Regions from separate parts of the Homo sapiens genome. Here region 2 is linked to region 1. Evidence: read pairs that join two places in POLR2A ChIA-PET (ENCODE). Cell type or tissue: Panc1. All regions are shown on one strand. Each heading gives the region's core, and the rest is flanking DNA. Links, peaks and the distances in the headings are about the cores only.

Region 1 (16,652 bases), core at 6,811-11,810:
AATTTTATTTTATTTGAGACAGGGCCTTGCCGTGTCACTCAGAGTGCAGTGGGGCAATCGCAGCTCACTGCGGCCTCCACCTCCTGGGCTCAAGCGATCCTCCCACCTCAGCCTCCCAAGTAGCTGGGACCACAGGCACACATCACCACGCCCAGCTAATTTTTGCATTTTTTGTAGAGATGGGGTATTTCTATGTTGTCCAGGCTGGTCTCAAACACCTGAGCTCAAGTGATCCTCCCACCTTGGCCTCCCAAAGTGCTGGGATTACAGGCGTGAGCCACCGTGCCCGGCCCCAGGTGATTATTTTATTTGGGGAATCCACGCATGAAGCTGCACCTCTCAGAGTTTGTGATGCACGTGGATCCCTGCAGGATCTTGATCAGGTGCAGGCCTGGGTGAGCGGGCCTGGTCCTGGGATTCTGCATTTCTGACAGTGGTGCCCACACAGCTGTTCCCAGACCCACACTCCCAGCAGCACACGGGCCTGCGTGTGATGGGGGAGGAGAGGAGGGCATAAAGTGGGGAGGGCAGAGGCGTCTGGGTTCCAGGAAGGTCCAAGGGGAGCCTCTCTTAGATGACCTGAAGTGAGGAAGTGAGTTGCGTGTGTATCTGGGGGAACTCCCAAAGCAGAGGGCACAGCCTGGGGTAAGGCCCTAGGGCAGGACCATGCCTGGCCTGTTGGAGGAACAGCAAGGAGGCCCTTGTGGCTGGAGCCAAGTGATGAGTGGGAGAGAGGGAGGAGGAGAGGGTAGACAGGGCATGGGGCAGGTTGTACAGGGCCTTGTGGGCTGCAGGGAAGACCCCGGCTTTGACCCCGAGGCAGGTGGGAGCCATGGAGGGGTAAGGGCAGAGGAGAGACGGGACCTGACTCATGTGCTCAGAGGCGTCCTCTGGTGGCTGTTTCGGGAAGGACAGCCTGGGGATCAGGGCGGAGGGGACTGGGCTGGGCTGAGCTGGGCCAGGCAGGCGGGGATGTGAGTGGCCACGGCATGGACGGGAAGCGGTGAGAGTTCTGCGTAAACTCGAAGGCAGAGGCCGCAGGAGTGGCTAATGCTGGCTGTGAGGCTGGTGGAATGGGGTGTGGCGGGGAAGTCAGGATGAGCTCCAGTTGTGTCCTAAGCCATCAGCTGAGACGGAGGACGCAGAAGTGGGGCCGGGTCGGGGGACATCGACCATCCGTTGACCCCGATTGGATCGGTAGCCTCAGTGCCACTCCAGCGAGAACCCCATTAGGGTTTTTGTTTTATCTGTTGTTTGTCTTGGAACTCACAACCGGATCCTAAAACTTACACCGAAGCCTCAGGGGCCAAGAACAGCCCAGACGCGCTGGCCTGGAGGAGAGAAGGTTGGGGGAGAGTTCCCCCAGGAAATTCAGGCCCATGACGGGGTGACAGTAGCTAGGGCGGCGCGGTTCTGGGGTCGTGCCCCGTATGGCTGAGGGTGAGACTTCATGAGCCCCGTGCCTGGAGCGGCTGAGGGGAAGTTGAACCCCGAATCCGGAGCTGGGGGAGGCCTGGCTACAGTCAGGACGGTGGGTGTCATCGGATATAGACGGGGTTTCGGGACCCAGGAGCGTACAAGGCCGCCCAAGAGGGGCGTGAGTCGAGGGAAAAGAGAGACGGAGAGCTGGCGGTTGAGGGGGGTGCAAGGCGGGACAGAAAGCTGGGAGTGAGGCTGGCGAGTGTGGGGCATGGGGGTCGCCAGAGGACAGAGCTCCCAGGAAGAAGAGCTAAACTAGGGGGTCCCCGAGGACGTTTCCATTCCTGAGCTTCAGTTTCCACATCTGCACAGTGGGCTCATGTTTGCAGAGCTGGAGTGACAGCTGGGGGCCTCCTGGAGGGAGCTGTTGCTTTGTGGCCCCTCTCCCCCAACAAGGCGCCCCCACAGAGTACATGCAAGTCCCCAGGGTTGCAGGCAGGAGCCCCCCAACCCCTGGGGCACGCAGACATGTGGGTGCACGGGTGCCCCGGAGAACCCCGCACGCCACGGGGCGCACCCGCCAGCCCCGTGGCTCCCTGTGACCAGGTGTCCGGCAGCCGCAGCGTGGCAGGTGTTGGGGCCGCTTCTGAGCAGGCAGGCGCCGAGCGGCTGCTGGCAGAGGCTCCTCGAGTTTCACGGAGAGAAGCAGATGGTCTTGGGGATAGGGGGAGGCGCACAGGCGTCGGGTAACCCCAGATCGAGGGGGTAAACTGAAGCTAAGTAGATGGGGTTCGTTGTGAAGTGGCCTGGACTCCCCGCAGTAAACATTTGGGGTTCAGTTGTGTGTTATTATCAAAATAAGTAAAATGGAGCAGGATCTGTGGGCTCCGCTGATCCCTGACTTCGGGCAAATGACTTTACCTTTCTGTGCCTCAGTTTCTCTGTCTGTATAAGGGGCCTATTAAGAGAACTCACCAGGCCAGGTGCGGTGGCTCACGCCTGTAATCCCAGCACTTGGGGAGGCTGAGGAGGGTGGGTCACTTGAGGCCAGGAGTTCGAAACCAGCCTAGGCAACATGGTGAAACCCCATCTCTACTAAAAATACAAAAATTAGCTGGGTGTGGTGGTACATGCCTGTAATCCCAGCTACTCGGGAGGCTGAGGCAGGAGAATTGCTTGAACCCGGGAAGCTGAGGTTGCAGTGAGCCGAGATCACGCCATTGCACTCCAGCCTGGGCGAAGAGCAGGACTCTTGTCTCCAAAAAAAAAAAAAAAAAAAAAAAGAGCACTCACCCCTTGGGGGTGTTGTGAAGATTAAATGAGTTAATTTAAGTACTTATGACAATGCCTGGCACCTAGCAAGTGCTTTGTGTTTGCTAGGTGTTTTGTTGTTGTTGTTTTTTTGAGACAGAGTCTCGCTGTGTCACCCAGGATGGGGTGCAGTGGCGCGATCTCGGCTCACTGCAAGCTCTGCCTCTCGGGTTAATGCCATTCTCCTGCCTCAGCCTCCCGAGTAGCTAGGACTATAGGCACCTGCCACCACGCCCAGCTAATTTTTTTGTGTGTTTTTAGTAGAGACGGGGTTTCACCGTGTTAGCCAGGATGGTCTCTATCTCCTGACCTCGTGATCCGCCTGCCTTGGCCTCCCAAAGTGCTGGGATTACAGGCGTGAGCCACGGCGCCTGGCCTGTTGTTATTTTATTTTTTTGAGACAGGGTCTCACGTGGTTGCCCAGACTGGAGTACAGTGGACCAATCATAACTCATTGCATTCCTGAACTCTTGGGCTCAAGCCATCATCCTGCTTCAGCCTCACAAGTAACTGAGACTAGAGGCATGTGCCACCACGCCTGGTTAATTTTTTATTTCCTGTAGGAATTGTGAGGGGGTGTCTCACTATGTTGCCCAGGCTGGTCTCAAACTCTTGAGCTCAAGCAGTCCTCTTGCTTTGGCCTCCCAAAGTGTTTTACAAAATTAATACAAAAATTAACCGGGCGTGGCAGTGCACTCCTGTAATCCCAGCTTCTCAGGAGGCTGAAACACGAGAATCGCTTGAACCTGGGAGGTGGAGGTTGTAGTGAGCCGGTAGTGAGCCACTGCACTCCAGCCTGGGCCACAGAGTGAGAATCTTTTCCCCCCTCCCCGGCTCCCTCCCCCCTGCCCAAAAAAAAAAAAAAAAACCCAGGCATGGTGGTGCACACCTATGGTCCCAGCTACTCGAGAGGCTGAGGCAGGAGGATTGCTTGAGTCCGGAAGTTCAAGGCTGCAGTGAGTGGTGATTGTGCCACTGTACTCCAGCCTGGGCAACAGAGCCAGACCCTGTCTCTTAAAACAATGTTTAAAGAAATAGTTTCTAGAGTTAAATATTGTTCTGATAAAACTCAAGATGAGGCCGGGTGCTGTGGCTCACACCTGTAATCCAAGCACTTTGGGAGGCTGAGGTGGGCGGATCATGAGGTCAGGAGATAGAGACCATCCTGGCTAACATGGTGAAACCCCGTCTCTACTAAAAAATCCAAAAAATTAGCTGGGCGTGGTGGTGGCGGGAGCCTGTAGTCCCAGCTACTGGGGAGGCTGAGGCAGGAGAATGGCGTGAACCCGGGAGGCGGAGCTTGCAGTGAGCCGAGATCGTGCCACTGCACTCTAGCCTGCGTGACAGAGCGAGACTCCGTCTCAAAAAAAAAAACAAACCACAAGATGAAAGACAGACCATATTACACCAATTAGGATGGCTACTGTCAAAAAACTGGAAGATAGCCGGGTGTGGTGGCTCACACCTGTAATCTTCGCACTTTGGGAGGCCAAGGTGGGTGGATCACCTGAGGTCAGGAGTTCGAGACCCGCCTGGGCAATATGGTGAATCTCTGTCTGTACTAAAATTACAAAAATTAGCCAGGCATGGTGGCACCCGCCTGTGGTCCCAGGTACTCGGGAGGCTGAGGCGGGAAGATCGCTTGAACCCAGGAGGCGGAGATTGCGGTGAACCAAGATCATGCCACTGCACTCCAGCCTGGGTGACAGAGCGAGACTCCATCTCAAAAAAATAATAAGAATGAAGGAGGCTGGGCATGGTAGCTAACATCTGTAATCCCAGCACTTGGGGAGGTCAAGGTGGGTGGATTGCATGAGGTCAGGAGTTCAAGACCAGCCTGACCAACATGGTGAAACCCCATGTATACTAAAAATACAAAAAAAAAAAATTAGCCGGGCGTGGTGGCGTGCACCTGGAGTCCCAGCTACCTGGGAGGCTGAGAAAGGAGAATCGCTTGAACCCAGGAGGCAGAGGTTGCAGTGAGCTGAGATCGTGCCACTGCACTCCAGCCTGGGAGACAGATCGAGACTGTCTCAAAAAAAGAAAAAAAAAAAAAGGGAAGGAAACCCTGACACAGGTCACAGTGTGGATGCATCTTGAGGCAATCCCGCTCAGTGAGAGAGCCAGACACGCAAGGACAAACCACTGTGTGACCCACTCCTAGGAAGTCCCTAGAGTCATCAGGTTCACCCAGACAGTAGGATGGGAGGTGCCAGGGGCTGGGGAGGGGGGTGAGGAGTGAGTGTTTCATGGGGACAGAATTTCAGTTTGGGAAGCTGAGAAAGTTCTGGAGATGGTGGTGGTGATGGGTGCACAATTATGTGGATGTTCTTAATGCTAGTGAACTGTGTGTACTTAAAAACAGTTAAGGGCCCACCGGGCACCGTGGCTCACAACTGTAATCCCAGCACTTTGGGAGGCCGAGGCGGGTGGATCACCTGAGGTCAGGAGTTCAAGACCAGCCTGGCCAATATGGTGAAACCTTATCCCTACTAAAAATACAAAAATTGGCCGGGGGCAGTGGCTCATGCCTGTAATCCCAGCACTTTGGGAGGCCTAGGCGGGCGGATCACGAGGTCAGGAGATTGAGACCATCCTGGCTAACATGGTGAAACCCTCTCTCTACTAAAAAATACAACAAAAATTAGCCGGGTGCTAATTTTTGGTGGTGGGCACCTGTAGTCCCAGCTACTCGGTAGGCTGAGGCAGGAGAATGGCGAGAACCCGGGAGGCGGAGCTTTCAGTGAGCCGAGATCACACCACTGCACTCCAGCCTGGGCAACAGAGTGAGACCCTGTCTCAAAAAAAAAAAAAAAAAAGTGTAAAGAAATAGAATTAAATATTATTCTGATAAAACACAAGATGAAAGACACACCATGTCATACCCATTAGGATGGGTATGTCAAAAAACTGGAAGGTGGCCGGGCATGGTGGCTCACACCTGTAATCCTCACACTTTGGGAGGCCACGGCGGGTGGATCACCTGAGGTCAGGAGTTCGAGACCAGCCTGGCCAACATTGTGACACCCCGTCTGTACTAAAAATACAAAAATTAGCTGGGCGTGGTGGCACGTGGCTGTGGTGTCAGGTACTTGGGAAGTTGAGGCGGGAGGATCACTTGAACCCGGGAGGCAGAGATTGCGGTGAACCAAGATCATGCCACTGCACTCCAGCCTGGGTGACAGAGCGAGACTCCATCTCAAAAAAATAATAAGAATGAAGGAGGCTGGGCATGGAGGCTCACACCTGTAGTCCCAGCACTTTGGGAGGCCGAGGTGTGTGGATTGCATGAGGTCAGGAGTTCAAGATCAGCCAGACCAACATGGTGAAACCCCATGTATACTAAAAATACAAAAAAAAAATTAGCCGGGCGTGGTGGCGTGCACCTGGAGTCCCAGCTACCTGGGAGGCTGAGAAAGGAGAATCGCTTGAACCCAGGAGGCGGAGGTTGCAGTGAGCTGAGATCGTGCCACTGCACTCCAGCCTGGGAGACAGAGCGATATTGTCTCAAAACAAGAAAAAAAAAAAAAGGGGAAGGAAACCCTGACACAGGTCACAGTGTGGATGCATCTTGAGGCAATCCCGCTCAGTGAGAGAGCCAGACACGCAAGGACAAACACTGTGTGACCCACTCCTAGGAAGTCCCTAGAGTCATCAGGTTCACTGAGACAGTAGGATGGGAGGTGCCAGGGGCTGGGGAGGGGGGTGAGGAGTGAGTGTTTCATGGGGACAGAATTTCAGTTTGGGAAGTCGAGAAAGTTCTGGAGATGGTGGTGGTGATGGGTGCACAATTATGTGGATGTTCTTAATGCTAGTGAACTGTGTGTACTTAAAAACAGTTAAGGGCCCACCGGGCACCGTGGCTCACAACTGTAATCCCAGCACTTTGGGAGGCCGAGGCGGGTGGATCACCTGAGGTCAGGAGTTCAAGACCAGCCTGGCCAATATGGTGAAACCTTATCCCTACTAAAAATACAAAAATTGGCCGGGGGCAGTGGCTCATGCCTGTAATCCCAGCACTTTGGGAGGCCGAGGTGGGTGGATCACCTGAGGTCAGGAGTTCAAAACCAGCCTGGCCAATATGGTGAAACCTTATCCCTACTAAAAATACAAAAATTAGCCGGGTATGGTGGCGGGCACTTGTGATCCCAGCTACTTGGGAGGCTGAGACAGGAGAATTGCTTGAACCCGGGAAGCTGAGGTTGCAGTGAGCCGAGATCACGCCATTGCACTCCAGCCTGGGCGACAGAGCAGGACTCTTGTCTCCAAAAAAAAAAAAAAAAAAAAAAAAGAGCACTCACCCCTTGGGGGTGCTGTGAAGATTAAATGAGTTAATTTAAGTACTTATGATAATGCCTGGCACCTAGCAAGTGCTTTATGTTTGCTAGGTGTTTTTTTGTCGTTGTTTTAATTTAAATTAATTTTATTTTTTTTGAGATAGGGTCTCACTCGGTCGCCCAGACTGGAGTACAGTGGACCAATTATAACTCATTGCATTCTTGAACTCCTGGGCTCAAGCAATCATCCTGCTTCAGCCTCACAAGTAGCTGGGACTACAGGCACGTGCCACCATGCCTGGTTAATTTTTTATGTTCTGTAGAGATTATGGGGGCGTGTCTCGCTATGTTGCCCAGGCTGGTCTCAAACTCCTGAGCTCAAGTGATCCTCTTGCCTTGGCCTCACAAAGTGCTTTACAAAATTAATACAAAAATTAACCGGGCGTGGCAGTGCACACCTGTAATCCCAGCTTTTCAGGAGGCTGAGACACGAGAATTGCTTGAACCTGGGAGGTGGAGGTTGCAGTGAGCCGAGATCATACCACTGCATCGCAGCCTGGGTGACAGAGTGAGACTCTGTCCACCTTCCCCTGCGTCCCCCACCCCCGGCAAAAAAAAAAGTCAGGCTTGGTGGTGCACACCTATGGTCCTAGCTACTCGGGAGGTTGAGGTAGGAGGATTGCTTGAGCCTGGAAGTTCAAGGCTGCAGTGAGTGGTGATTGTGCCACCGTACTCCAGCCTGGGCAACAGAGCCAGACCCTGTCTCTTAATGTTTAAAGAAATAGTTTCTAGAATTAAATATTATTCTGATAAAACACAAGATGAAAGACACAGCATGTCATACCCATTAGGATGGCGACTGTCAAAAAACCAAAAGGTGGCCGAGCGTGGTGGCTCACACCTGTAATCCTCGCACTTTGAGAGGGCAAGGCGAGTGGATCACCTGAGGTCAGGAGTTCGAGACCAGCCTGGCCAACATGGTGAAACCCCATCTGTACTAAAAATACAAAAATTAGCTGGGCGTGGTGGCACGTGGCTGTGGTCTCAGGTACTTGGGAAGTTGAGGCGGGAGGATCGCTTGAGCCTGGGAGGCAGAGATTGCTGTGAACCAAGATCATGCCACTGCACTCCAGCCTGGGTGACAGAGCGAGACTCCATCTCAAAAAAATAATAAGAATGAAGGAGGCTGGGCATGGTGGCTCACACCTGTAATCCCAGCAGTTTGGGAGGCCGAGGTGGGTGGATAGCATGAGGTCAGGAGTTCAAAACCAGTTTGACCAACATGGTGAAACGCCATGTGTACTAAAAATACAAAAAAATTTAGCCGGGCATGGTGGCATGCACCTGGAGTCCCAGCTACCTGGGAGGCTGAGAAGAATCGCTTGAACCCGGGAGGGGGAGGTTGCAGTGAGCTGAGATGGCACCACTGCACTCCAGCCTGGGCGACAGAGCAAGACTCTGTCTCAAATAATAATACTACTAATAATAGTTAAATGAAAATGGTTAAGATGACAGCTTTTATGTTATATATATTTTAGCCATTTTTTTTTAAAGGCACAGGGCAGACAGGGCTCTTAGTTAGGTTCTGGGGTAGGGGGCTAGAAAGGCCCGTGGCATGAGGGGAGGGTAGGCCGAAGTGGGGTCTGAGGTCAGGGGCCTTGAATCCCAGGGAGAGGCTGGGGCCTGGACTCAGGGGTCCCTGGGAGCCACAGGAGGCTGTAGAGCAGGGGAGGAGCCAGGGAAGGAAATTCTGAAGGAAACAGGGCCGTGCCCTGAACACACGTGGAATCCGGGTGTTCGCTGAGTCACAAATCCTGGAAGCTCAGGGTCGTGAAGAGGAAGTCCAGCCGCGCTATGCGAGGTCTTCCTGTTTTTGGAGGGGGCAGGCACCCCAGGGCCGATTGTCGCGAATCACCTTCACCTCTGGGGGCTCAGAATCCCTGAGCCAGAAGGCCAGGGCAGGGCTGGGGGATACCCCTGCTGCTCAGACAGGAAAATGGGCTCGGAGCTTGCCCAATACTTCCCAGAAGGACGAGGCTGCTGAACTTCTCATTCGGGGCTCCGGGACCTGGACTGTACCCCTTTCTGGTAGGGGGTGCTCTGAACTGGGACCTTCAGCATGGAGGGCGGGGGTTCAGAGGGTGAATTCCGCTGCTATGTCATTACCTGGATGGGAGAGTGTCTCCACTCCACACACCTAGAAGTTTCTGCAAAGTTACCTTGAATGGGAGTGGGAAGCAGTCCCCCGTGAGAGGTAGTGAGGTGCCTGTCATGGAGGTGTGCAAGCGGAGAATGAAAAGGCTGGATTTGGGAAGGAGGTCAGATCTACCAGGGTCACAGAGGCCCTTGGCATGGGGAATATTCTGTGATTCTGTGGTTATGTAGTACTGTCATTCCCAGCTTGTGGCTTTTTTTTTTTTTTTTTGGATGGAGTCTTGCTCTGTTGCCCAGGCTGGAGTGCAGTGGTGCGATCTTGGCTCACTGCAACCTCCACCTCCTGGGTTCAAGGGATTCTCCTGCCTCAGCTCTCCAGTAGCAGGGATTACGGGCACAGGCCACCATACCTGGCTAATTTTTGTATTTTTTTGTAGAGACAGGGTTTCGCTATGTTAGGCAGGCCGGTCTTGAACTCCTGACCTCAGATGATCCTCCCATCTCGGCCTCCCAAAATGTTGGGATTACAGGCGTGAGCCACCACACACAGCCAGCTTGTGGCTTATAAAATTCCAAGAGCCTTTGACTCTTTTTTTTTTTAGCCTTTGAGTTTAATATTTTTGTGTTTTAATTCTAAGTATTTTTATGCATGTATTTTGCGATTGCATTTTTAAATATATGTTTTAGGATATTTGTATCTATTATTATAATAATTATTATTAGTTTTAAATTACCGAATGCAGTTTTGTTTGAAGTCGTTTCCTGGGCTTTCACGCACACGTGGCCATAAAGTTGTTCTGATAATTAAATCAGTGCTGTGTATTATTATTATTATTGCCATTATTGTTTTTATTAATTATTATCCCCGTGAGGAATTTTTCTGGGATTTGAAGGAGCGTCTGCTGCTCTCGCCCGCCGTCTTGTGGCCACGAGCGGGACTGCAGGCCGCTCACCTCGCCGCCCCTTGCCCGCAGGCGTCACCTCCTCCTGTCGCCTGGCCCTCGCCATGCAGACCCCGCGAGCGTCCCCTCCCCGCCCGGCCCTGCTGCTTCTGCTGCTGCTACTGGGGGGCGCCCACGGCCTCTTTCCTGAGGAGCCGCCGCCGCTTAGCGTGGCCCCCAGGGACTGTGAGTCTGGGGGTGTCTTTGGGCGGGGGTGGAGTCCCGTGGGAGTATCTGGGTTCCCAGTTGGGTCTGCTGCCCCCACTGGGGGACTCAAGCAGTCCAGGAGCCACCCCTAGAAGGGGCATGACCTCAGGCCACCCTCTCTTCACCCCCAGCCCTTGCTCACACCCCTCTCCACCCCCTCACTCAGACCTGAACCACTATCCCGTGTTTGTGGGCAGCGGGCCCGGACGCCTGACCCCCGCAGAAGGTGCTGACGACCTCAACATCCAGCGAGTCCTGCGGGTCAACAGGACGCTGTTCATTGGGGACAGGTATTGCTGGGGACAGCAAGGAGGCCTGTGTGACGAGCAGAATGAGCGAGGGGGAGAGAGAGAGGAGGCGAGGGCAGGGAGGGGATGGAGCAGGTCGTGCAGGGCCTGTTGGGCCATTGGGAGGACTTAGGCTTTGACCCGGAGGAAGGTGGGAGCCACGGAGGGTTTTAGGTAGGGGAAGGACTGGACCTGACTCAGGTGCTCACACGCGCCCGCCCTCTGGTGGCTGCTTCTGGGAGGGGGCGAGAATGGAATCCAGGGGACCAGGGTGGAGGGGACTGGGCTGTCCAGGCTGGCTATGATTGAGGCTGGACCAGGTGGAAGCTGTCGTGGGGAGAAGCAAGTGTGAGATTACGGGGCTTCTAGGGATGGGCTTCCCAGGAAGGAGAGAGACCGGACAGATCAAATGCTTTGGAGAGGATGAGGAGGATGCGGAAGTGACCACTGGGCTTAACTACACGAGGTCACCAATGACGTTGAGCAGGGCGGCTTCCTCGGCAAGGGTGTGAGGGGAGAGAGCCTGGTGGGCGCCTGGGAGGCGCCGAGTGGGGCACCTGACCTAAGGCCATGGGACATGGTGTTGGGGGCAGTCCGTGGGGCGTGCCGGGCAGGAGGTGGAGTGCAGGATATGAAGGCCTGCTGGGGCCCTTGGGGGGGTGTGGTCGGCGCTAGAGTTGCTCGTGTCAGAGGCATTGGCATGGCCCTGCATGCCCCCGTGTGCACACCACATTGGCAGTGGGAAGGATGGAACGGGAGAGGGTGGCGGAGCCCCCAGTTCTCACTAACTATGCCCCTCCCCCAGGGACAACCTCTACCGCGTAGAGCTGGAGCCCCCCACGTCCACGGAGCTGCGGTACCAGAGGGTGAGGAAGGGGTGCAGGTGGGAGTGGAGGGGTAGGGCCAGGGGGACGCGGCACTGCGCCGGGGAGCTGGGTGGATTCGGCCCAGCACGGCGGGGTCACTCAGGGCTGCTGGGACCCGTTACCCCCTCACCAGCTCTCTCTGTCTGCAGAAGCTGACCTGGAGATCTAACCCCAGCGACATAAACGTGTGTCGGATGAAGGGCAAACAGGAGGTGAGTTGGCCCTGGCTCGGTCCCGGCCCCTGCGAATCAGCCCTGGCATTACCCATGCCCCGCCCCAATCAGACCAGGCCACGCCCACCCCGCCAGCCCTGGCCACGCCCCAACCCACCCCCAATCAGCCCTGGCCCCGCCCAACTGCCAGCCCTGGCCACACCCCCAAACAGCCATGGCCACGTCCACGTCCCCACCCAATTGGTCCTAGCCCGGCCTCCAGCCTAGCCACAATTATCCATAACCACGCCCCAAATAGTTCTGGCTATGCCCACACTTCTGCCCCTGTCAGTCCTACCACCACCCCCAGCCTCGTTCCAACAAGCCCAGGCCATGTTCACACGCCACCCAATAGCTCACTCCCCACCCAATCGATCAGGTCCCCATCCCGACCCCTCCCCTATCAGTCCTGCCGCCCCCCACGCCCCCGGCCCGCCCCAATAAGCCCAGGCCACGCCCACCCCACCAGCTCTGGCCACGCTCCCAACTTGGCCCCAATCAGCTATAACCGTGCCCACCACGCCCCAGTTAGTTCTGGTCACGACCATGCCCCACCCCAATCGGCCGTGACCACACCCAGGGCGGATCCTTCTCCTCCATCCCAGGTTAGGACTCTGCTATTGCCATGGTTATGCCCACAGTCTGACAATGCCCACCATCCTGGCCTTGCCTGCGTTGCTGATACAAAGTGTTTCCCTGTCTGGGTCGCACCGTGTCCCCAGCCAGTCCTAGGTTCAGCCCCTGCCTTGGCCATGCCCACAACAGACCGGCCCTCCACCCACACAACTCAGGTTCTGGCCACGCCCATCACCATGACCACGCCCACATCGCGCTCCCCGCTTCCTCCTGTCCCCACCTCAGGGCGAGTGTCGAAACTTCGTAAAGGTGCTGCTCCTTCGGGACGAGTCCACGCTCTTTGTGTGCGGTTCCAACGCCTTCAACCCGGTGTGCGCCAACTACAGCGTGAGTCTTCAGACTCCCTGCGCCCCAGGTCCAACCTCCAGGCCTCTGCTCGCCCGACCTCCGCTGGCCATGGCTTTTCCCCAGGCCGTGTCACCTCCTCCAGGAAGCCTTCCTGGATATACTCTCCCTGCCTCCTCCCCCTGAGCTCAAGAGGAGTCAGCGCTGTCCAAACGAGGCCTGTACAGGGGGCCGGGGAAGCCGTAGCTACTTAGGTAATGAGCCAGTTACAGGTCTAACTAGGCATTGACTCTTAAACCCATTTACAGATCAGTAAACTGAGGCCCTGAGAGGTTAAGTGAGTGGCCAAGGTCACACAGTAATCCGTGGTGGATCAGGATTCCCCCTGGAGTGGGGGGCTGAGGGAGCCAGGGGCTGCTAGGTGGGGTCAGGAGATCTGTCACTCAGGCCCCATGGTCCCTGCAGATAGACACCCTGCAGCCCGTCGGAGACAACATCAGCGGTATGGCCCGCTGCCCGTACGACCCCAAGCACGCCAATGTTGCCCTCTTCTCTGGTAAGTACCCCCCCAACCTCCATCTGATCAGCCCCAGCCACAGGCAAGACCTGGCATTTTCTACTCCAGCGTCTGGGTTGTTTAGAAGGCAGCTGGACGACCACTTGTCCCAGCTGTGACATGGGCAGACTCTCAGCCCAGGTTTGGGGCTCAGCTGGGATTGAGGCTCAGCGGGATTTGGGGCTTAGCCGGGGTCAGGGGCTCAGTTAAGGTCAGGGCTTGGATGGAGGTGGGGCTTGGATGGGATCAGGGCTCAGCCTGGAGACAGGGGCTCCCCTAGGCTCAGGACTCAGTCTCAGAAAATCGAGTTTCGACCCACCCAGCCCCTGGCCTCTGCGGTCTCATCTCTTGCCTGCCTTCCCCACCCACCCCATCCAGACGGGATGCTCTTCACAGCTACTGTTACCGACTTCCTAGCCATTGATGCTGTCATCTACCGCAGCCTCGGGGACAGGCCCACCCTGCGCACCGTGAAACATGACTCCAAGTGGTTCAAAGGTGAGACCAGGAAGGGCAGTGGGCCCAGACCTGGCAGGGCCCAGAACCTGACATTCATCAAATCTCCCCACCAGAATAAGAGTCCCAGAGGAGCTTGGTGGAGAGATTTCCACCACATCTTTGGAATCTGTTGGCCTTTTTGAAGACTAGAAAGCTAGAGGAACAAGTTTAGTTGGATCTAAAGTAGAACCCGCTGGAAGTGGGTGGCTTAGAAGCCCAAAATGGAACCACAGAAAAGATATAGCAGGACTCAGCTCTTCAACACATGAGGGAGGAAGATAACAAAAAATAGTTGATGTTGCCATTTGCAGCAAGAGACACAGCGATTTTAGGCTTCTGACCTCCCTTCCCCTGCAAAATACCAAACTTTGAGTCTGTTTCATATTGTCTGGGTAACCAGCCTATGTCCCCCCTTCACCATAAAAGCCAGTGAGTTCTTAGCCCCAGAAACCCCCTTTGTCATGTCAGGGGCTGAGTTCTGACCCCTCCTGTCCTGCAGAGCCTTACTTTGTCCATGCGGTGGAGTGGGGCAGCCATGTCTACTTCTTCTTCCGGGAGATTGCGATGGAGTTTAACTACCTGGAGAAGGTGAGGCCGGTGCAGTGGGGCATGAAGTTGAGAGGCTCTGATCATGCGAAGTGAGGGGGCAGAGGTGGATCCATGAATCCCTGCATGGGGTGAGAGGGTCCTGCCCTCCATTTCTGGTCCCCAGGGCCTCCTTTCCAGCCATGATCAGGCCCTGAGGCTGAAGACATCTACGGAGCAGCCGTGGAGCACTCAGCCCTGACGAGGGACTTGAGTTGGAAGTCAGATACACCTGGTGCTGTTGCTGTTCACCTGTCCACCCACCCACCCAGCCACAATCACTTATCCATCCTTCATCCCCTGTCCATCCGTCTACCTGCTCACCCTCCCACTTACCCATCTGTCTGTTCTTCAGCCCACCCACACTTTCATGAGCCCATTAATCCATCTACTCATCTGCCCACCCACTCACTCATCCACCCACTACCATCCATCCGTGCACTCATCCATCTGTCCATGCATCCATCCACCCATCGATTCATCTAGCCACCCTTCCATCCTATCCATCTATCAGTCCATCCACCTATCCATCCATCTATCCATCATCTGTCCATCCATCTGCCAATCCATTCACCCATCCATTCATCCATCCATCCATCCCATCCACCCATCCATCCATTTATCTACCCATCCACCAACACACCCACCCACCCACCCACCCATCCATCCATCCATCCATCCACACATCCATCCATCCATCCAGCTGCCAATCCATCCACCCATCCATTCATCCATCTACCTATCCACCCACCCATCCATCCATCCTTCATCTATCCATCCATCTGCCAATCCATCCACCCTTCCATCTCATCTATCCATCCATCTCATTCACCCACTCATCATCTATGCACCCACCCATCTATCCATCCATTTATCTGCCCATCCACCCACACACCCATCCATCCATCCATCCATCCATCCATCCATCCATCCATCCATCCACTCACCCATCCAACCATCCACCCATCCAACTCACCTATCCATCCATCCATCCATCCATCCATCCATCCACTCACCCATCCAACCATCTACCCACCCAACTCACCCATCCATCCATCCATCCATCCATCCACCCACTTATCCATCCATTCATTCATCCACTTATTCACCTATCCATGCATCCATCCATCCACTCACCTAGCTTTCTCTCTATCCATCTGTTCATCCATCCACCCACACATCCATCTACTTATCTACCAATTGCTTGATTACCTTGTTCTCCTTCACCATCTCTTCCATTATCTATCATCCTTCTTCAGATGTATTTATTTATCCATCCACCTACTCATCCCTCCATTGTAATCGTCCGTCCATCTACTCATCCACTCATCCGTCCATCCAGGCAACCAGGCAGTGCTGAAGTGCACAGACTGCCACTAACTACTATTGTGACCTTGGACCAGTCACTTCCTTTTATCTGTGCCTCTTATCAGTGTCCCCACATGTACAATGGGGGGATATCAGTAGGCCCCCCTCGGGAAGAGTGTAAGAGATGTGAGAATAAAATGTGGGTCTTCGTGGAAACAGTGATGATTATGGTTGTCACTGTTGCTATTATCATCATTGACATTCCCACCGGGAATTTCTGCCAGGGAAGCCGGTGCCCAGAGAGGAACGGTGACTGGCCGGGGTCCCACCAGAGCCAGGGTCAGACTCCTCCATCACAGTTTGGGTGGTGAGTGGCACAGCCTGTGAACAGGCCTTCCTGGGACACAGAGCTCAGGCCCCCGTCCGTCCACTGTCACGCCCAGGTGGTGGTGTCCCGCGTGGCCCGAGTGTGCAAGAACGACGTGGGAGGCTCCCCCCGCGTGCTGGAGAAGCAGTGGACGTCCTTCCTGAAGGCGCGGCTCAACTGCTCTGTACCCGGAGACTCCCATTTCTACTTCAACGTGCTGCAGGCTGTCACGGGCGTGGTCAGCCTCGGGGGCCGGCCCGTGGTCCTGGCCGTTTTTTCCACGCCCAGCAACAGGTCAGCGCCCACCAATGGGAGCAAACTGGGAGCATTTGGTGGGCATGGGTAGAGAGGGCCTGTATTCACTCCTCAGGTATGCCCTGGGTGCTAGGTTGGGCACCACTGGATTAGACCTCTGAGAGGCCTCGGCCCCAGGCTGGGGTGGGACAAGCTGACACTGACCCTCTAAGTCCCTTTGGTCAGAACTGGGCCAAAGATATCCTCATCCTCTGCCTTTGGGGAGAGGAGCAGGGAGGGCTTCCTGGAGGAGGGGACATTGGAGCTGGACTTTGGGTGTGAGATGGAGGAAGAGGGAAGGGTGTTCAAAGTTGGAGAAACAGCATGTGCAAAGGTCCTGAGGCTTCAGTGAGTTCAGTATACTTAAGTAATCGTGAGAGAGTCTGTGTGGGAAGGGAACTAGGGGAGAATGCACAACAGGAAAGCAGGGAACTGGTAGGATGGATCAG
Region 2 (8,511 bases), core at 1,305-6,304, 110 kb before region 1:
GGCCTCCCAAAGTGATGGGATTACAGGCGTGAGCCACTGTGCCAGGCCAGTTTGTTGACTACTTCCTTATAGTTAGGTGTGATGCCAAGTCCTTTATATGTTAGGCCCAAGTTACAGATGAGAAAATGCTTCACATAAAAAAGAGAAACAGAGAGAAACTAGAGGCTCAGAAAAGTTTTCACTTGTCCAGGTCCCATGGCAAAACCCATCTCTACAAAAATACGAAAAATTAGCCAGGTGTGGTAGCAGGTGCCTGTAATCCCAAGTACTCAGGAGGCTGAGGCAGGAGAATCGTTTGAACCCGGGAGGCAGAAGTTGCAGTGAGCTGAGATCATCCCACTTCAGCCTGGGCGACAGAACAAGACTCTGCTTCAAAAAAAAAAAAAAAAATTAGTCGGGTGTGGTGGTTGCGTACCTATTGTCTCAGTTACTTGAGAGGCTGAGGCAAGAGGATTACTCAAACCTGGGAGTTCGAGGCTGCAGTGAGCTGTCATTGTGCCCCTGCACTCCAGCTTGGGTGACAGCAAGACCCCGTCTCTTAAACAAAATAAAAATTTCCTTCTACCAAACCTTTTTTTTCCTTCCATTCTCTAGGACAAATATACGTGTATGTTCACTTACGCCTCTCAAGGAGGGACCAATGAGGTGAGTTGTTCAAAATTCCCTCTAGCTTACTGTGACAGTATCCATTGTTGTAGGGAGATGTTCTGTAGCAGACAGCAGGGTTGGGTCTCACCTATATCACCTTACACTCATTGAATGACTCTTCCTAAACCAATAAAAAGGGAGAGTATTGGCATTAAACAGTGACGACAGATTCTGCTGTTATTATTCTACAGAGCAAGCAAATGTCTGGACAGAAGGAGGGAGGGGAGATGGGAGTCTGCCATCCCCATGAGCATCTGTTGGGATGTTGTATTTTATGTGCAGTGCAACAAGTTATCACAGCTTAGGGGCTTAAAACAGCACCCATTTATTATCTCATAGCTTTGTAGGTCAGAAGTCTGGGTCAGCTCAGTTGTGTGCTTCATAAAACCAAACTCAAGGTATTTTGGGAGGCTGAGGCGGGCAGATCACCTGAGGTCAAAGTTCGAGACCAGCCTGGCCAACATGGCAAAACCTCATCTCTACTAAAAATACAAAAATTAGCTGGGCATGGTGGCACATGCCTGTAGTCCCAGCTACTCAGGAGGCTGAGGCAGGAGAATCACTTGAACCCAGGAGACGGAGGTTGCAGTGAGCCAAGATTGTGCCACTGCACTCCAGCCTGGGCAACAGAGCGAGACTCTGTCTCAAAAAATAAATAATAAATAAATAAAGGTATCACAGGCAAGGCATGGTGGCTCATGCCCCATCTCTACAGAAAATAAAAAAATTAGCCCAGCGTGGTGGCGTGCACCTGTGGTTCCAGCTACTTGGGAGACTGAGGTGGGAGGATCGCTTGAGCCCAGGAGGTCAAGGCTGTAGTGAGCCGTGATTGTGCTACTGGGCAACAGAGCAAGACCCTGTCTCAAAAAAAAAAAAAGTCTCTGGGCTGGGAGAAGAATCCTCTCCTTCAAGCTCTTAGTTGGCAGAATTCAGTTACTTGTGGTTCAGGGACCAAGGTCCCGGTTTCCTTGCTGGCTGTTGTCTCCAGCTGGTGGCAGAAGAGCCAGTAAAGATGATTTGGGCCAGGCACAGTGGCTCATGCCTATAATCCCAGCACTTTGGGAGGCCAAGGCTGGCGAATCACCTGAAGTCAGGAGCTCCAGACCAGCCTGGCCAACATGGTGAAACCCCGTCTCTACTAAAACTACAAAAATTAGCCGGGCGAGCCAGGCGCACTGGCTCATGCCTGTAATCCCAGCACTTTGGGAGGCCGAGGCGGGTGGATCACAAGGTCAGGAGATCGAGACCATCCTGGCTAACACGGTGAAACCCCGTCTCTACTAAAAATACAAAAAATTAGCCGGGTGTTTTGGTGGGCACCTGTAGTCCCAGCTACTGGGGAGGCTGAGGCAGGAGAATGGCGTGAACCCGGGAGGCGGAGCTTGCAGCGAGCCAAGATCGCGCCACTGCACTCCATCCTGGGCGACAGAGCGAGACTCTGTCTCAAAAAAAAAAAAAAAAAAAAAAAAAGGGTGATTTGAAGCACATGGACACATACGCCACTGCTGCCCTTGAGGGAACTGCAGGGCAGGGAATACACGCGGCCTCTAGGAGCTGAGAACAGCCTCTGGCTGGCAGCAAGGAAATGAAGACTTCAGTCCCGCAACCAAGAGGAACTGAAATCTGCCACAACCACAAGAGCTTGGAAGAGGACCTTGAGCTACCAGTAAGAGCCTAGCCCGGTCAACACCTTGAGATGGGTTTCGCCATGTTGGCCAGGCTGATCTTGAACTGCTGACCTCAAATGATCAGCCTGCCTCGGCCTCCCAAAGTGCTGGGATTACAGGTGTGAGCCACCGGTGCCCGGCCTCCTAGAGATTTTTCTGTATCCTATGTAAAGCGCTTCAGTTGCATGGACGTGTGGAGTTGACAATCCCGTACTAATGGATTGAGGGTTACTTCCAACCCAGTCCGTGAATAACCTTGGCCAGGGTTCATTGTACAAGTGCAGTTACATCTGTGGGAAAACCACCCAGAAGTGGGATTCATGGGTCCATTTTCTTAAAAGTAAAACTGGGCTGGGCGCGGTGGCTCACGCCTGTAATCCCAGCACTTTGAGAGGCCAAGGCAGGTGGATCGCCTGAGGTTGGGAGTTTGAGACCAGCCTTGCTAAGATGGTGAAACCCCATCTCTACTGAAAATACAAAAGTTAGCAGGGCGTGGTGGCACGCGCCTGTAATCCCAGCTACTCAGGAGGCTGAGGCAGGAGAATCGCTTGAACCCACGAGGCAGAGGTTGCAGTGAGCTGAGATCGCACCACTGCACTCCAGCCTGGGTGACAGAGCGAGACTCCATCTCAAAAAAAAAAAAAAAAGTAAAACTGTATGTTTTGAGATCATGGTAGATTTACATTCACTTGTAAGAAATCCTACAGAGAGATCCAAGTACCGTTTAACCAGGTTCCCCGGTGGTAACATCGTGCAAGAGGCCAGTCATTTTAGAGATGGGGTCTCGCTATGTTGCCCAGGCTGGTCTCGAACTCTTGGGTTCAAGTGATCATCCCACGTTGGCCTCCCAAAGTGCTGGGATTACAGGCATGAGCCACCATGCCCAGCCTGCATTTTCCATTTTGCTTGTACCTGTTGCAGCTCCACCGACAACCTGGAATAGTCTTGGTTTTCACACCCATATGGTGTGTTAGCAGACAGGAGGGCTTTTGCCCTTCTGACCTGGGAGAAAAAGGTATCTCACGATAGTTCAGCTTGTGTTTATTTATTTTTCATAAATGATATGGGACATCTTTTTTTTTTTTTTTTTTTTTTTTTTTTTTTGAGACAGAGTCTCGCTCTGTCGCCCAGGCTGGAGTGCAGTGGCGCGATCTCAGCTCACTGCAAGCTCCGCCTCCCGGGTACACGCCATTCTCCTGCCTTAGCCTCCCGAGTAGCTGGGACTACAGGCGCCCACCACTGCGCTCGGCTAATTTTTTGTATTTTTAGTAGAGATGGGGTTTCATCATGTTAGCCAGGATGGTCTTGATCTCCTGACCTCGTGATCTGCCTGCCTCGGCCTCCCAAAGTGCTGGGATTACAGGCGTGAGCCACCGCGCCCGGCCTGGACATCTATTTATATGTTTAAGAGTTGTTCTTAGGCCTGGCATGGTGGCTTATATCTGTAATCTCAGCACTTTGGGAGGCCAAGGTGGGAGGATTGCTTGAGGCCAGGAGGTTGAGACCAGCCTGGGCAATATGGCAAGACAGTGATTCTACAAAACACAAAAATTAGCTGGGTGTGGTCCCAGCTACTTGGGAGGCTGAGGTGGGAGGATCGCTTGAGCCCAGGAGGTAGAGGTTGCAGTGAGGCGAGATCGTGCCACTGCACGCCAGCCCAGGCCACAGAGAGAGACTCCATCTCAAAAACAAACAAACAAACAAACAAACAGCGTTGTTCCTATTTCCCCATCCGTGGGAGCCACTTTGGGGTAGTTCTCATTAGAGGCACCACTTTTATGGGAAGGATGTGGTGCAGGCAGGCTCCCTGATCACAGATGACAGCAAACCCCAGGCCACCAGGAGGGCGGGGCAGGGGATTTAGTGGCCAGCCCCTGAATCGGGAGGTACAGAAGAGGTGGCCTGACTGTAGAATCAGAGGCACACCTAGAAGTCTCCGAGAGCAGCTGTGTGTCCGGGGCTGACCCGCGCTGTCTTCTCTCCCCAGCAATGGCAGATGAGTCTGGGGACCAGCGAAGACCACCAGCACTTCACCTGCACCATCTGGAGGTGAGACTCGGGGTGGGGATGGCATTTCCGGCTGCCGTTGGCCTGCCCTGTGGCCTCAGGAGCTGCTTTGGAAGGCAGGGAACGAGGGCTGCACCCCTGGAGGGGAAGACAGACCAGCAGGGAGACTCATGCACGTGCAGGTGGGGGGTGGCAGGGTCGCTGGGGTGGGAGTGCTCCCCAAGGAAGTGCACTGATGCAGAGACTGAGAAGGTCTGGGGGAGACGGGGGGAGCCTGTGCGGGGCAAGGTCCCAGGAAAAGGAGAAGCAGCTCAGAGGGTGCGGAGCGTGGACCAGGGCCCAGGAAGGCCCCAAGGGGCTCCACCCTCCCCTAAGGGTGAGACGAACTCACCAAAGGGCTTTTTGGCAATTTTTTTTTTTTTTTTTTTGAGATGGAGTCTCCATCTTTTGCCCGGGCTGTAGTGCAGTGGAGCAATCTTGGCTCACTGCAGCCTCCGCCTCCTGGGTTCAAGCGATTCTCCTCCCTCAGCCTCCTGAGTAGCTGGGATTACAGGCGTGTGCCACCATGCCTGACCCTTTTTGGCAATGTTTAAAAACTGAGATAAAATTCCATAAAGCACAGCATTTTAAGCTCACAATTCAGCTGCATGGAGTACTTTCTCAGAGGTGTGCAGCCAGACCTCTGCTTCCAGAACATTTTCATCCCCTGAAAATAAACTCTGTTCCCATCAGAGTCATTCTCCTTCCCAGCACATGGCAGCCACGCATCCCCCTCCTGTCTCTGTGGATGGGCGTGTCCTGGACATTGCATAGAAATGGGGTCAAACCTTCCCTGTGTGGCCTTTGGTGTCTGGCGTCTCTCACTGAACGTGACGTCCTCAAGGCTCATCCATGCTGAGGCCCGTGTCAGCCTCATTTCTTTTCCTGGCTGAGTCCTATTCCAGAGGGCTCCCTGCAGGAACATGTGGAGCTCAGATCCCCCCGGCTGAAGGAGGCAGGCTGAGGCAGGGAGCCCCTCCAGGCACCAACCAGGATGGAGTCGGGGGTTGGGGGTGGGGCGCAGATTGAAGCCTGTGCAGAATGAGGATGGGGTGGGTGGAGAGGGCACAGATTGGAGGCTGTGTAGAATGAGGATGGGGTGGGTGGGGAGGGTAGATTGGAGGCTTTGTAGAATGAGGATGGGGTGGGTGGGGAGAGCACAGATTGGAGACTGTGTAGAATGAGGACAGGGTGGGTGGGGAGGGTATACTGGAGGCTGTAGAATGAGGATGAGGTGGGGAGGGTAGATTGGAGGCTGTAGAATGAGGATGGGGTGGGTGGGGAGGGTAGATTGGAGGCTGTGTAGAATGAGGGTGGGGTGGGTGGGGAGGATAGATTGGAGGCTGTGTAGAATGAGGATGGGGTGGGTGGAGAGTGCACAGGTTGGAGGCTGTAGAATGAGGATGGGGTGGGGAGGGTAGATTGGAGGCTGTGTAGAATGAGGATGGGGTGGGTGGAGAGGGCACAGATTGGAGGCTGTGTAGAATGAGGATGGGGTAGGTGGGGAGAGTAGATTGGATGCTGTAGAATGAGGATGGGGTGGATGGGAGCGTAGATTGGAGGCTGTGTAGAATGAGGATGGGATGGGTGGAGAGGGCACAGATTGGAGGCTGTAGAATGAGGATGGGGTGGGTGGGGAGGGTAGATTGGAGGCTGTGTAGAATGAGGACAGGACGGGTGGGGAGGGTAGATTGGAGGCTGTGTAGAATGAGGACAGGACGGGTGGGGAGGGTAGATTGGAGGCTGTAGAATGAGGATGAGGTGGGTGGGGAATGTAGATCGGAGGCTGTAGAATGAGGATGGAGTGGGGTGGGGAGAGTAGATTGGAGGCTGTAGAATGAGGACGGAGTGGGAGGGGAAGGCACAGACTGGAGGCTGTGTAAAATGAGGACAGGGAGGAGGGGAGGGCACAGATTGGAGGCTGTGGAATCAGCTAGCTGGGGTAGGAGGAGGAGGAAGGTGCTGGGCAGAGTCCTGGTGGAACTGGCGGAGCTGGTGCAGGTCTGGGCTGGGGACGAGCTAGGCAGGTGGCAGGTGTGGGAGTCTGTGGGGTAGTGGCTGTGGAGGTTTGGATGATGCTATCTCCCGGGGAATGTGTCCCACCAGAAGGGGCCCCAGCTGTTTCCCCTCAGGCAGGTCTTTACCAGCATGTTCTCTGAAGGACCAGCCTGATGGCTCATAGCCTTCTTGGGGTGCAGACATCTGGGAATCAGACAAAAGCTGTGCACTCTCTTCCACCTGCCCGAACACACATGCATCTGGGTCCACAGCCCCTCCCCAAGTCTCCCCAGACACCGCCCGATTCTGCCCCTGCCGCCATCCTCTGTCAGGCTCATGGTTTATGGGCTTATCCCGGCTCCACTCGCCCCACTCATTCTCGTAACCCCACTGCCTAGATCCCAGCTCGATCTGGGCAAGGTCATGAAGGGAAGGAAGCCGTCAGGCCCCCCGGTGGGGAGGGGGTCGGGGGCTTCAGGAATCTTGTCCCTTCTTCCCTGATCCTTGGCCCAGAATGTCTCAGCCCAAACAGTGGGTATTTCTTGAGCCTTTATTTTGTGCAGACACTTTGGAGGGAGAAGTCCAAGCTATAGCTCCACCACTGCGGTCAGGTTAAAGCACGTTGACAAATGGGAGGCAGAGATCAGGGAGTGGCGACGTTTAACTGAAGGACAGGGTGTGATTTGCTGCCTCGTGTGGGTGTTGTCCCGCCGTGCCCTGCGGGGCGCTTTACAAACAGCAGGTGTTTCTGGGGAGATTCTCACCCACTCCATGGAACTGGCTGCATCACAGGCAGGCCAAGGCCCCAGGAGGCATCAGGAGGGTCATTGAGAGGAGATAGGCCCCATCAGCCCAGAGAGACCCTGCAGAGGCCGCCCTGTAGTCTTGGGGAAGCCCACGGTCGCCATCGTCTGTCTGCAGGCCACTGCCCTGCATGGACCCCTGAGTGCCAGCTCCCCAGAGGGCATCTGGGCAGGTGCAGGTCTGGAGCAGTTGGGATGGTGGCTGGGCTCACCTTGAGCCTGAATCCTCCTGTCCAACCCCCACAAAAGCTCCCCAGGGGCATGCTCAGCCCCGGAGACCTGCCACCCCAGGCCTCCTCATCTCAGACAGTGACTGGACCCTCCCTGACCAGGGCTGTTGGCAGTGCTAGGGCTTAAAGAAGAATCTAGGGCTCCCTGGATACCCCCGCCCCACCCATGCACATAGAACCCCAGCCAGGGCTTCCACAGAAATGGCCCCCCTGCTGCCCCTCCATCCCCATCACACTCTCTTCACACCAGAGATGCCATCATCCCCTGCTGTCACCTTCCGACACCTTCTGCCACTCCAGTTCCTTAGAAGCCTCCGTTAGCAGCCTTCTAGAGACCTGGGCAGATGATCCTCCCCACTTCTTAAGTTAACTCCTGTACTTCCTAGTCAATGCCCTCTGAGAAGCCTTTACTGGCCTCTCATTGCCCAGCCCCAGCCCCCGTCGTAGTACCTGGATTGCTGTCAGCAACCAAGAAGCCATGTGCAGTGAATGGACATGGGGTCCTGTCCCAGAGCAGCTCCCAGCCCACAGGGGAGAGAGGCGTGTCTATGAATGAGCTGGAAGAACATTCTGGCACAAAGGGGCCAGGCACAGTGGCTCACACCTCTAATCACAGCCCTCTGGGAGGCTGAGGCGAGTGGATCACTTGAGGTCAGGGGTTCAGGCCAGGCTGGCCAACATGGTGAAACCATGTTTTTACTAAAAATACCAAAATTAGTCAGATGTGGTCGCGGGTGCCTGTACTCCCAGCTACAAGGGAGGCTAAGGCAGGAGAATCACTTAAACCCAGGAGGCAGAGGCTGCAGTGAGTGAGATTGTGCCATTGCCATCCAGCCTGGGCAACAGAGTGAGACTCGTCTCCAAAAAAAAAAAAAAAAAAAAATTCTGGCACAAAAGAAAGAGGGTCTGCTGTTGAGAGGGCCCCATCCATCCTTCCCAGTCAGCAGGTGCTCGTGCTCGGGAATGGCGTCCATGTTGAGAAGCAGGCACGAGACCTGCTGACCCCAGCCCGAGTCCCTGGCGGGGCTCCTTCCAGGGCACACAGACCCAGACCCAGCAGGCCTGGCCTGACTCCCTCGCCCCCTCTTCCTCTGCAGGCCCCAGGGGAAGTCCTATCTG

Evidence for each region. Peaks named below come from ENCODE experiments on the same cell type or tissue, not always from the same donor. Only the 100,000 strongest peaks of a DNase experiment are listed, where the experiment ranks them.
Region 2: POLR2A ChIA-PET joins it to region 1 with 7 read pairs; 5 of 35 experiments call an interaction of 5 or more read pairs at or near these places.

Annotation. Positions count from the first base shown.
Region 1 is chr19:4,551,973-4,568,624 of GRCh38, reverse strand. SEMA6B (semaphorin 6B) reads left to right here and starts at 8,941. Exons shown (of 17, transcript NM_032108.4): 1 at 8,941-9,095; 2 at 10,136-10,288; 3 at 10,476-10,599; 4 at 11,402-11,462; 5 at 11,612-11,674; 6 at 12,536-12,637; 7 at 13,061-13,151; 8 at 13,530-13,649; 9 at 14,149-14,237; 10 at 15,986-16,203. The coding sequence starts at 10,168. RefSeq lists a silencer at 754-1,048 and enhancers at 754-1,048, 568-1,068, 11,594-11,888. In Panc1, for the core only: a CTCF peak has its summit at 10,086 (motif pointing left); no DNase peak of the experiment used is centred there.
Region 2 is chr19:4,660,729-4,669,239 of GRCh38, reverse strand. It overlaps MYDGF (myeloid derived growth factor), which reads left to right. Exons shown (of 6, transcript NM_019107.4): 2 at 595-645; 3 at 4,303-4,364; 4 at 8,490-8,511. Among named protein-coding and RNA genes, the nearest start is that of MYDGF, 5.4 kb to the left of the region's middle. RefSeq lists enhancers at 7,000-7,770, 8,072-8,511. In Panc1, for the core only: no CTCF peak of the experiment used is centred there; no DNase peak of the experiment used is centred there.